2 separate regions of the Homo sapiens genome follow, and region 1 is linked to region 2. Evidence: read pairs that join two places in POLR2A ChIA-PET (ENCODE). Cell type or tissue: MCF 10A. All regions are shown on one strand. Links, peaks and the distances in the headings refer to the core of each region. The heading gives the core; the rest is flanking DNA.

Evidence for each region. Peaks named below come from ENCODE experiments on the same cell type or tissue, not always from the same donor. Only the 100,000 strongest peaks of a DNase experiment are listed, where the experiment ranks them.
Region 1: POLR2A ChIA-PET joins it to region 2 with 9 read pairs; 4 of 35 experiments call an interaction of 5 or more read pairs at or near these places.

What each region holds. Positions count from the first base shown.
Region 1 is chr1:93,220,233-93,225,620 of GRCh38, forward strand. CCDC18 (coiled-coil domain containing 18) reads left to right here. Exons shown (of 29, transcript NM_001378204.1): 15 at 1,377-1,511; 16 at 1,627-1,704. It overlaps LOC107985521 (a long non-coding RNA gene), which reads right to left. Exons shown (of 2, transcript XR_001737683.2): 2 at 235-4,139. Among named protein-coding and RNA genes, the nearest start is that of CCDC18, 42 kb to the left of the region's middle. In MCF 10A, for the core only: no CTCF peak of the experiment used is centred there; no DNase peak of the experiment used is centred there.
Region 2 is chr1:93,321,741-93,327,128 of GRCh38, forward strand. CCDC18-AS1 (CCDC18 antisense RNA 1) reads right to left here. Exons shown (of 9, transcript NR_034089.1): 6 at 4,862-4,922; 7 at 4,029-4,155; 8 at 2,895-2,989. Among named protein-coding and RNA genes, the nearest start is that of CCDC18-AS1, 21 kb to the right of the region's middle. In MCF 10A, for the core only: no CTCF peak of the experiment used is centred there; a DNase peak (open chromatin) is centred at 3,301.

The DNA of each region.
Region 1 (5,388 bases), core at 176-5,175, 100 kb before region 2:
TTTTTAAATGCTGAAAGAGAAAAAAACTGTCATTCTATTTTATATCCAACAAAAATACTCTCTAGGAATGAAGGTAAAATAAAGACATTCTTAGATGAAGGACCGCATAGAGAATTTGTCACCAGCAGACTTGTTCTAAAAGAGAATGCTAAAGAAAGTTCCTCATGGAAAAAAAATACCTGAGAGAAACTTGGGACCTCAGGAATAAAGGAAGAACAACAAAAACAGTAAATATTTGGTAAATATAGGATTTTTATAATATCTATGGCAGTTGAAAGAAGAAATTATAACATTTACTGATGAGGTATATTGATATAATACATGTGACAACGACAGTGTAAAGGGGGAGGGGTAAAGGGGTCTATATTCTTAGTTTCTACATTTTGCCTTTTTTTCTTCAGCCGTTAAGTTCAGGGGTACACGTACAGGAGGTGCAGATTTGTCACATAGGTAAATGTGTGCCATGGTGGTTTGCTGCACAGATCATCCCATCACTTAGGTATTGAGCCCAGCATCCATTAGCTATTCTTCCTGATGCTCCCTCTCTCCCATCCCACTCCCCTATAGGCCTCAGTATGTGTTGTTCCTCCCCATGTCTTCGTGTGTTCTCATCATTCAGCTCCCACTTATAAGTGAGTACGTGCAGTATTTGGTTTTCTGTTCCTGTGTTAGTTTGCTGAGGATAATGGCTTCCAACTCCATCCGTGTCCCTGTAAAGGAAACGATCTCGTTCCTTTTTATGGCTGCATAGTATTCCATAGTATGTATGTACCACATTTTCTTTATCCAGTCTATCACTGATGGGCATTTAGGTTGATTCCATGTCTTTTCTATTGTGAATAGTGCTGCAATGAACATACACATGCATGTATTTTTATAATAGAATGACTTACATTCCTTTGGGTATATACCCAGTAATGGGATTGCTGGGTCAAATTGTGTTTCTGCCTCTAGGTCTTTGAGGAAATGCCACACTGCCTTCCACAATGGTTGAACTAATTTACACTCCCATCAGCAATGTAAAAGTGTTCCTTTTCTCTGCAACCTCTCCAGCATCTGTTTTTTGACTTTTTAATAATTGCCATTCTGACTGGCATGAGATGGTATCTCATTGTGGTTTCGATTTGCATTTCTTGAGCGATCAGCAATGTTGAGCTTTTTTTTTGTATGTTTGTTGTCCACATATATGTCTTCTTTTGAGAAGTGTCTGTTCATGCAAGTGATTTCATTTCTTCCTTAAAAAGAGAGAAGCTGAAGACAATTTGGCAAAATACAAAAATCTATGTAATTTCAATTATAGTGTCACATGTATTTAATATTTAAAATGTTTCAAAATTTTAAAATATTTAATATGAAAATTCTGTTTTCATGTTTAGCTTGAAGCTCAACTAGAGAAAAAGGACCAACAATTTAAAGAACAAGAAAAGACTATGTCCATGTTGCAACAAGATATAATATGCAAACAACATCATCTTGAATCACTAGATAGACTCTTGACGGAAAGCAAAGGGGTAAAATCATCCTTATAAAAGTGCTATTTAGAAGTTGACTAATATTTTATGTCTCTATAACTTGCCTTTAAATCTAATCAAATCTGCATACTTATACTTTTCTTACTGTTTTTAGGAAATGAAAAAGGAAAATATGAAGAAAGATGAAGCTTTAAAAGCATTACAGAACCAAGTATCTGAAGAAACAATCAAGGCTAGTATGCTAATACTTTATTTTTCTTTCTTTCCTTTTTTTTTTTTTTAACAGACAGAATCTCTCTCATTTGCCTAGGCTGGAGTGCAGTGGCATGATGATAACTCACTGCAACCTTGAACTCCTGAGCTCAAGTAATCCTCCCACATGAGCCTCCTGAGCAGCTAGGACAAGCGTGCTTCAACATGCCTGGCTAATTATTTTTTTCTATTTGGAGACATTCTTGTGGCTTTTTTACTTTTCTCTGTAAATTGTAAACATTGTACAGATAAAAGGCAATTCAGAGCTGACGATTTGATCTGACTCAATGAACTTAGTTCCTTTAAATGTATTTTCTTTAGAGCGAATTATGATCTTAATTATTTGATAGTTAATCATCTAGTTTGCAGGTTATCTAGCCTCTTTTTGTCTTAAAACAGTTTTTATAACCCTAAAAATTGTTTTAAATTTTAGCTATAATTGCTACTTATTAACATTACCAAAAAAAAAGAAAATTACCAGAGGAAGTGGAGGAAGAGAAAACTAAAAGTGATTCAATTTTGCTTGTTTTTATCAGTTGGCTTGTAAGATTAATTGAGATAAAGCCAGAATTTCTAGCTAAAATACGGCTTTCTGGCTAGTATATCTTCATGGTTAAAAACATGGGCTTTGTTGTTAAATTGGGTTTCAGTGTGGCTTCAAGTGCTTACCCACTCACTGTAACCTTAGCCAGGTTATTTAACTCTTTGAACTTTAATTTCTTCATCCACAAAATAGGAATGACAATACCCTAGAAGAGCATTAGTGTGAGAATTAAATGAAACAGGGTATATAAAGTGCTTAGCACATACTGAGTTGCCCGAAGTTTTGTAACTAACTGCTATATATTTAGTATTTTCTCTTGCATTTTTAGTGTTAAACGTAGGTCCAAATATGCTATGACGTTTATTCTGTCATATGTAGCTTGAATATAAAAGATTTGCTTTAAAGATACGATGTTATTTTTTCCCTATTCTGTTTTTAATTCATTTTGTGACTGTGTATGCCCATGTAGACATGTGTTTATTCATAAATATTCCTGTAGTATTCACCAAAACTCTTAACATTTAATGCAATGTCAGTTCATTTCCCTGTGTAAGAATAGCCCCAAATTTCATTAATATTAAAAAATGATTACTGTACAGAGATTGTAGGCATGAAATACTTTTATTAGATAAAACTCATGCAGCCACTTAACTCCTGGTTTTCATTAAACTACCTAACGTAACTGGGCAGTCATCTGGTGAGGTATTTCCGTGTGTTAATAGCCAGATATGAGATGGAAAAGAAATCAGCAAAAGAATGAAGTATGATGTTGGATTTTATTCCTTTAACATCTTTAGCAGGTTTGCTGTTTGGGGAAAAATCAAAATGAGTAAGAAATATAGAAGCCAAATTCCTATGATTTAAGCTATATTGACTGATTCTACACATAAGTTATTTATAGCAGCAAAATAGAAGCCTGAAGTCTACTTCTCTCCTGATTATGTCATTACTACCTTCCTTTCATGACTTTTGTTCATGTCTCTCAACATGCCTCAACTTGTTCTCTGCAAAAGAAATATGAATTTTTTTATCTATAGGAAAGTTATAAGGGTCAGTTTAAAGTTGTATCACTAAGCTAAAAGGTTGATGATAAAATTCTGAACTGGTAACAAGAAATCAGTAAATTAAACCAGTTGTTACCTGCTGTTAAATGGAAAATTGAAAAGGTGCTTATTAGACTTACAGATTTTATTTCTTTTGTTTTGTTTTCCTCTTATTTTCTACTTTAGATTCCCCAAAACCCCCACAAAAAAGTCTTAAACATAAAAGAAGAGTTTACCTTCTTTTTTTGAAGATGCATAGCCTAGGGCCCTATCTGGTTGTCTCCAGATTGTGCACCTGAGGAGCTTCTTTGGTTCAGCAGAGTGGTGTTTGTTTTTGTTTTGATTTCATTTATTTATACACACACACACACACACACACACACACACACACACACACATTTGCAAGTGGTTTGTATACAATGCAAGATGTTTATCTGTATGAGATTCAGACTTTCAAACTCTGTTCAAATAAGAAATTCAATAGAGTAGCGGATGTTTTGGGTTTTTAATTAGTTTTTTATTAGCTATAATTGATTTATTTCTAATTTATTTTTTAAAATTTCAAGCCCACAAAAAATTGAAAAAATAGTCTACTCCTCACCTAGATTCACTCTCTGTTAAACTCTATTAAACTCTAGGTACACTCACTTTATCTCTCTCTACACATACACATGCATGCATGCTTGTGTGTGTCCCTACCAACCCACCTCCCTTTTGCCAAACCGCCTGAGAGAAGGTACGGATGTCATAATACTTTACCCCTTTAATACTTAACATGCATCTCCTGTGAACAGAGAATTTCTTCTGTATGGCCACACCACCACTACACTACAGAGAAAGTCAACATTAAGTTAGTAATATCATTCAACATTGTCCGTACTAAAATTTCCCCAATTACTTAAAATTGTCCTTTATAGCCTTGCTACTCAAAGCATGGTCTGTGAACTAGCAGCATCAGCATCACCTGGAAGCTTTGAAGAGTATCTAGCCATGCCCCAGACCTGATTCACCCCAGTGAATCAAGTGTGATGACACAAAATTTAAGGAGACACTCTCAGGATTATATACCTTATTTAATTTGATGACTGCCAGATCTCATTATTTTAAGGGCATACATTTTCATTGATAATTAGCAAACTAACTTTGGGGTGAGTCTTTGAGGCCATGTGAATATCCTGTTCCTCAATAACCTTATAATCAATGGCTTTCATATCTAATGATGAATCTTGCCCAAATGAGTTATTACACTGTTAACTATTAGGTAGTGATATTCTGACAGAATCATAGGTTTTATTTATTTTCTCTGTGTGAAGGATGATACAAGTCCCAATGCCCATTCTCTTTCATAAAAAAGAAAATTTCTAAGTATTTATAATTTTCATAAAACAAATGTTAATTAGTCATTCAGAATTACAGATTTTTTAGCTGTTAATGATTTCATATACAGACTATAAGGGTGGTGTTCAAAAACTGTGTATCTTATAAGATTCCCTTTTTAGAAATAAGAGTGGCAAAGATAATTTCATGATGTAGAATAGAATCTGCAAGAGAGAATGTTTTTCTCGTTTTTTCATCTGCTAAGAAATCTAAGATTTCTTTCACTTTTTCAAGACTGCTTACTAGAACATTATTAGCATTAAGAGGAAGAACACCATTGAGAAGCTCAAATTTACAATAAAGAAAACAAGGAGCAAGACAAGAATCTTAATAGATGAGATGTGGAGCATGTATGCAATATGTGCGCCTTGAACGAAAAGTACCAAATTTGAGTTGCTCTTTGGTATTAAGGTAGTAAAGCAGTGGCAACTATATGAACACTTGGACCAAGTTAAATTGCTGCCTTTCTGAAAATATTTTCACTGTTTCAAAGCAAAGAAGGTTTCACTTCTTTTTTTCTAGCTGACAAATTATTTTCTTAGTAACTTCAGCATTTCAAAATATTCTCACTTAAGGCCAGGCAAGGTGGCTCACACCTGTAATCCCAGCACTTTGGGAGGCCAAGGCGGGTGGATCACCTGAGGTCAGGAGTTTAAGACCAGTCTGGCCAACATGGCAAAACCCACTCTCTACTAAAAAT
Region 2 (5,388 bases), core at 311-5,310:
TTTTATGGAAGAAACAATTTGAATTTTTACCCCTTTAGGTAGCATTGGCTTTCAAAAACACCAATCTCATGTCTTTTACATTCTTGGCCTGGAATTGAATTATGTGAATCTACTGGTTTTGTTTTCCACCCTCTTTATAAGATCTGCTATATCTGGTCCTGATAACACAAGGTCAAGGTCCAGGAAAGAACAAATGTCAATGCTTTCTTTCCTCATGGCCCTTCATTATAGCCTTAGTGAGTCCTTTCACGCATCCATGTCCACACATCTCTGTTTCTCATCAATACAGCCTGTGTGTTTTGAAAGCATGCAATTTATGCCTTTATATCCCTGCTTCTCTTTTTCCTATCAGCAAAATCTATGTGTTTTTTAGGAATTAAATAAGTATATTTTTCTTATATGTATTGGTCATTTTCTATATTTGAACAGTAAGTTCTACTCAACGTATATCTGTGCTGCAAAATTAATTTTCGTACTCAAATTTTGAATGGTGTTTCTTAAAATGACTTTTTTAACACTTTCTAATGAGGTGGTTTTTATTGGCTGACATATACCATTCCTCTAGAATGTTGCTGTGAACTAGATGTGAATTTATGAAGGTGATGAAAATAGCAATTAAGCTAAGAACTACTTCTGGCAGGTAAGAGCATGGTTAATTATTTTCCTTAAAGAAATGCACAAATATATTAGGTTGGTGCAAAAGTAATGGCATTGAAAGCAATGGCAAAAACCGCAATTACTTTCGCATTAGCCAAATACATAGCCAAACAACTTTTGGAAGCCAGACTAACCTGCTGGACATGCTGAACCAGTTTTAGTCTATTCCAAAAGTGGAAAGCGACATGTATGATTCATTCCTGAGACATTTCAAAGAGCCAAATATGTTTATACATGATATAGCATGTCAATATCTTCATGAAAGCTTTTGACTTGCCTTTTTACAAAAGTCTATATGCTGTTTACAAGTGTGGCTTAAGAACCAGAATGGACATGGACATGCATTGGTAACTGGTCAGCAACCAGGTAAATTCCTGTAGCGTCTTTGCTCCTAGCCTACAAATGGGCTTTTTAAGAATAAGCCTCTCACCAAGAACCCACCAAGAGCATTAAGAAATGAAAACATTGCTCAGACCTCTTTTAGCCTGCTCCCGATCTGGAATCTTGATTAGAGAACTTATTTTTAGAGTTTTCCGCATTTGTTCAACTACATGTGTAGGAGGAAAGAACACAGTATCAGTCCGAATGTGTGTCTGTGACTGTTCTCTCGCAAACTGGGGGCTGGAAGTTTAGGGAAACTGTTTTCTCGGATCCAAGCAGAATCTGGATGTAAACCATTTCTAGACTAATATCGGTTTAATTAATTCTTGTGAATCTCCAAAGATTCTACAGCTTGTTTTGGGATACAGCAATTGTTACACCAACCCACCCAATGTAACCTTTATTTTCTGAGGCCACACTTGGGGATTTTGGGTACATGGATAACAAGTTCCCACCCTGTCCTTTCTTTATAAGGACAACCAACGTGTGAGGTTTCTCCCATTTTCATGGGTCCCGAGTGGCCTCCCAGCCCTGGGAGCTTTCTCACCCTTCTGCCAAGGCTCCAGCCAGGACTCTGCACTAGTTCTCCCCCTGCTCCTGCTGGGGCTCTACTCAAAGTTGATAGGGGTGGGGTAGGGAGAGGGATTCCTACCTCCTTCCTTCTGGTGCTTGTAACAGCTCTCTGAGCTGAAAGCTGGCCCTTAGGCTAACTCAATTTAATCCTCCAAGAGGCAGTCTTTTTCTTTAAGCTTTTCTTCAGTTCTTTATTAAAGACTTAAGTTTTCTCAGAGACTAGGCCAGAGAAACGTTGAACTGTATCATAACAAATAATTCATCACATGCAGACAGCTGCTGTCCTAACACTAGCCACAAATCTTAGTTTTCTGCTACCTTAGATGAATTTCCTGCCCTCCCAGGCAGCCCCATTCACTTTCCCTCAAAATGGCTGGAAAAAGTCTCTTCTTATTTGGTTTAGGAAATATAATCATGGTATTCTAGGGTAATAATCATCACTCCAAATTCTTGTATCATTTCTTCCAAGAAGCTTTGAGACCCTCATGCAAATAATACTCTCTTATTCTGATATCTCTGCCTTTCCAAAGTGAACTTGTAGTTTATATATCTTTCTTTTCCCCTATTTGACTAAGGTGGGCCTTGTCCATACAGAATCTTCAACACTGTCCCAAGCTTCATAGAATTCCCAAGGAACTATAGTATGCACCTATGCCCTGTTCTGCACAGCAACTTGGCACCAGCTTCTTCTTTCCACTAGTCTCAACTTATTACAGTCCTTCCACCCCAACCAACTCCTACACTCAAGATCTTGACTACAGAGCTCTGGAATATTAAAAGCAACCACCACTAGCATACTGTGTGCAGAAAAAAAAAAAGTTTGGAACCCTTGGATTTAAATGATTTAGCAAAGACAGAAAAAAAAAATGTATGCTTTGGAGGCAAAATAAGTAAGATTTTCAAATCAGTATTCAAAAATACTTTTTCATTGTCTATTAATTGCAAACAAAACAGGATTTTAGTTTGTCACCACCATAATCCAAGCCCCTATCATGTCTTGCCTAGACTCCTAAAATAATTTTCCTACTTGTATTCTTTCCACCTCCCAACACATTCTCCACACAATATAGTGCTCTTTTAAAACTAAGTCATGTCACTTCCTTGTTTAAATCCTTTTGATGGCTGCCCATTTGACACAGCATAGAGTCAAACTCCTACCATAATCGTAATGGTAGTAATTAATAATAATAATAGATAAGAATAGTAGTAGGTTACCCCTATTATTCCCTATCATTGGACTTTGTTACTTCCTTCACAACATTAATTTCATTGTATTTACTTACTTGTATGTTGTTTGTCTCCCCAGCTTGAATATGAGCTTTCCAAAAGCATCAGCACTGTTTGTCTTATGTTGGATCCTTATCTCCCAGCATGGTGCCTGGTACGTATTAAGCAATCAGTAAATGTTTATTAAGAGAATAAAGTTTTAGGATTTAAAAGTAACTTAGAAACCATCGAATCCATCTAGTCCCTTTCCCCAATTCAGGGCTTAATTTTCAGCCCTCTGTAATGCAGAGGCTACTTGGATAGCAGTGTTTATGCTGGTGGAGAACAAAAAAGAACAATAGGGAGGAGCTGTTCCCTTTCCCTAATTGATTTTACCTTACTTGTTCCTACATCAGCTTTGCTTTTTACCACTTAGACAAACAGTCATATGAGTCATTTATTCATAGCCAAGCAGCTTAATCATGCATGTGGGCACTCCTTTTTGTGTGTATGTGGAGGGTGGAGAGTTATAGTTGAGTAGTTTCCAAACTAATGTTCATCTAGCTATTTGTGGAATCGTAAAGATTTTGTCTATTAGAGGCATGAGCCACCGCGCCCAGCCTATGCTCCCTCTAACAATTCTTTAATGTAGTATTTTCTAAATTATAAGCTTTGACTCATCATTGCGTATCATAAAGATAACTATGGTCTCATGAACTTTCGTTTCAGTCATAAATGTGACTGTATGTGTTTGAACTGTCTTGCTATAGATGCAAAATATATTTCTTACTGTGGGAAATAAACAACAAAAGTCTGAAAGCCACTGCCTAAATGAGCATTAATATAATATCTTATCTTAGAAAGGAGACTATTTGGTAGTCCTAGGAGAGGATTTGGGTTGACCTCAGAGCCCTCTTAGTCAGGGCTCTGAAGCTATTATGGATTAAGGTGAATGAGAATGGTAATTCTTTCTTTCTTTCTTTTTTTTTTGAGATGGAGTTGCCCAGGCTGGAGTGCAGTGGCAAGATCTCGGCTCACTGCAACCTCCGCCTCCTAGGTTCAAGCAATTCTCCTGCCTCAGCCTCCCAAGTAGCTGGGATTACAGGCATGTGCCAGCATGCCTGGCTAATTTTTATATTTTTAGTAGAGGCAGGGTTTTGCCATGTTGGCCAGGCTGGTCTCAGACTCCTGATCTCAAGTGATTCACTCACCTCGGCCTCTCAAAGTGCTGGGATTACAGGCATGAACCACCACGTCTAGCCTTTTCTAAGTGAAAGCACTATTTTATAGCTTGCAAACACTGTTAGAAAAATCTTCTGGAAGCACGGTATCAGTTATCTGAAATACATTACAAATACAACAAACACATTATTATTTTCATTAGTTCTCCATTACTTTTTTCCTTTGGCCCAACAGATTAGTACCAAAATGGCCTGGGGTCTAGTAAAAGTTGGGGAACAGGGGAAATGGGTGAAGAGAATTAGGCCCAAAAAGAACATGATGGGCTATCCTTTTTGTGCCAATTTCCTTCTTATCGCTTCTTTTTTTTTTTTTTTTTTTCCTTTTTGAGATGGAGTTTCCCTCTTGTTGCCCAGGCTGGAGTGTAATGGTGCGATCTCGGCTCACCGCAACCTCTGCCTCCTGGGTTCAAGAGATTCTCCTGCCTCAGCCTCCCGAGTAGCTGGGATTACAGGCATGTGCCACCACACCCGGCTAATTTTGTATTTTTAGTAGCGATGGGGTTTCTTCATGTTGGTCAGGCTGGTCTTGAACTCCCGGCCTCAGGTGATCCACCCGCCTCAGCCTCCCAAAGTGCTGGGATTTCAGGAATGAGCCACCGCGCCCAGCCCATGGCTTCTCCTTTTACAGTGAAATAGGAAACAAGATCATCTGCTGAGAATGAGGATGAGGGAGGAGGTATTGAAGGCTTGAGAAAAGAAAAGGCAAGAGGTAGTGGAAGAGTGAATGGACTAAGGAAACATAGTCTGGCTATGGGCAGCATTAAGGGATATGTATTTAAAGCAGGTCCAGTGAACATGTTTACCTGTTCAGCTGTGAGATGCAGTAGTTAGAGAGCTGACTTTTACCAGAGATGAAAGGAAATTCTATTTAGGGAAAGAGAAGAGCATAAACAAAGTTTGAGTACTTGAAATTACATGATGTATAAATATATTTTTAAAAATCTTACAGGCTGGGCGTGGGTGGATCACGAGGTCAGGAGATGGAGACCATCCTGGCTAACATGATGAAACCCAGTCTCTAATAAAAATACAAAAAAAATTAGCCAGGCGTGGTGGCACACGCCTGTAGTCCCAGCTACTCAGGAGGCTGAGGCAGGAGAATCACTTGAACCCGGGAGGTGGAGGTTGCAGTGAGCCGAGATGGCGCCACTGCACTCCAGCTTGGGTGACAGAGGGAGACTCTGTCTCAAAAGAAAAAAAAAAAAGAAATACAAACGTAAGCCAGATAGACATAGTCCCTGACCTTACACAGCTTACTCTCTTAAATAAGCAATCACAATAAAATTTGGTAGGTTCTTAAAAAAGAAAAGATGAAATATAGATAGGATTG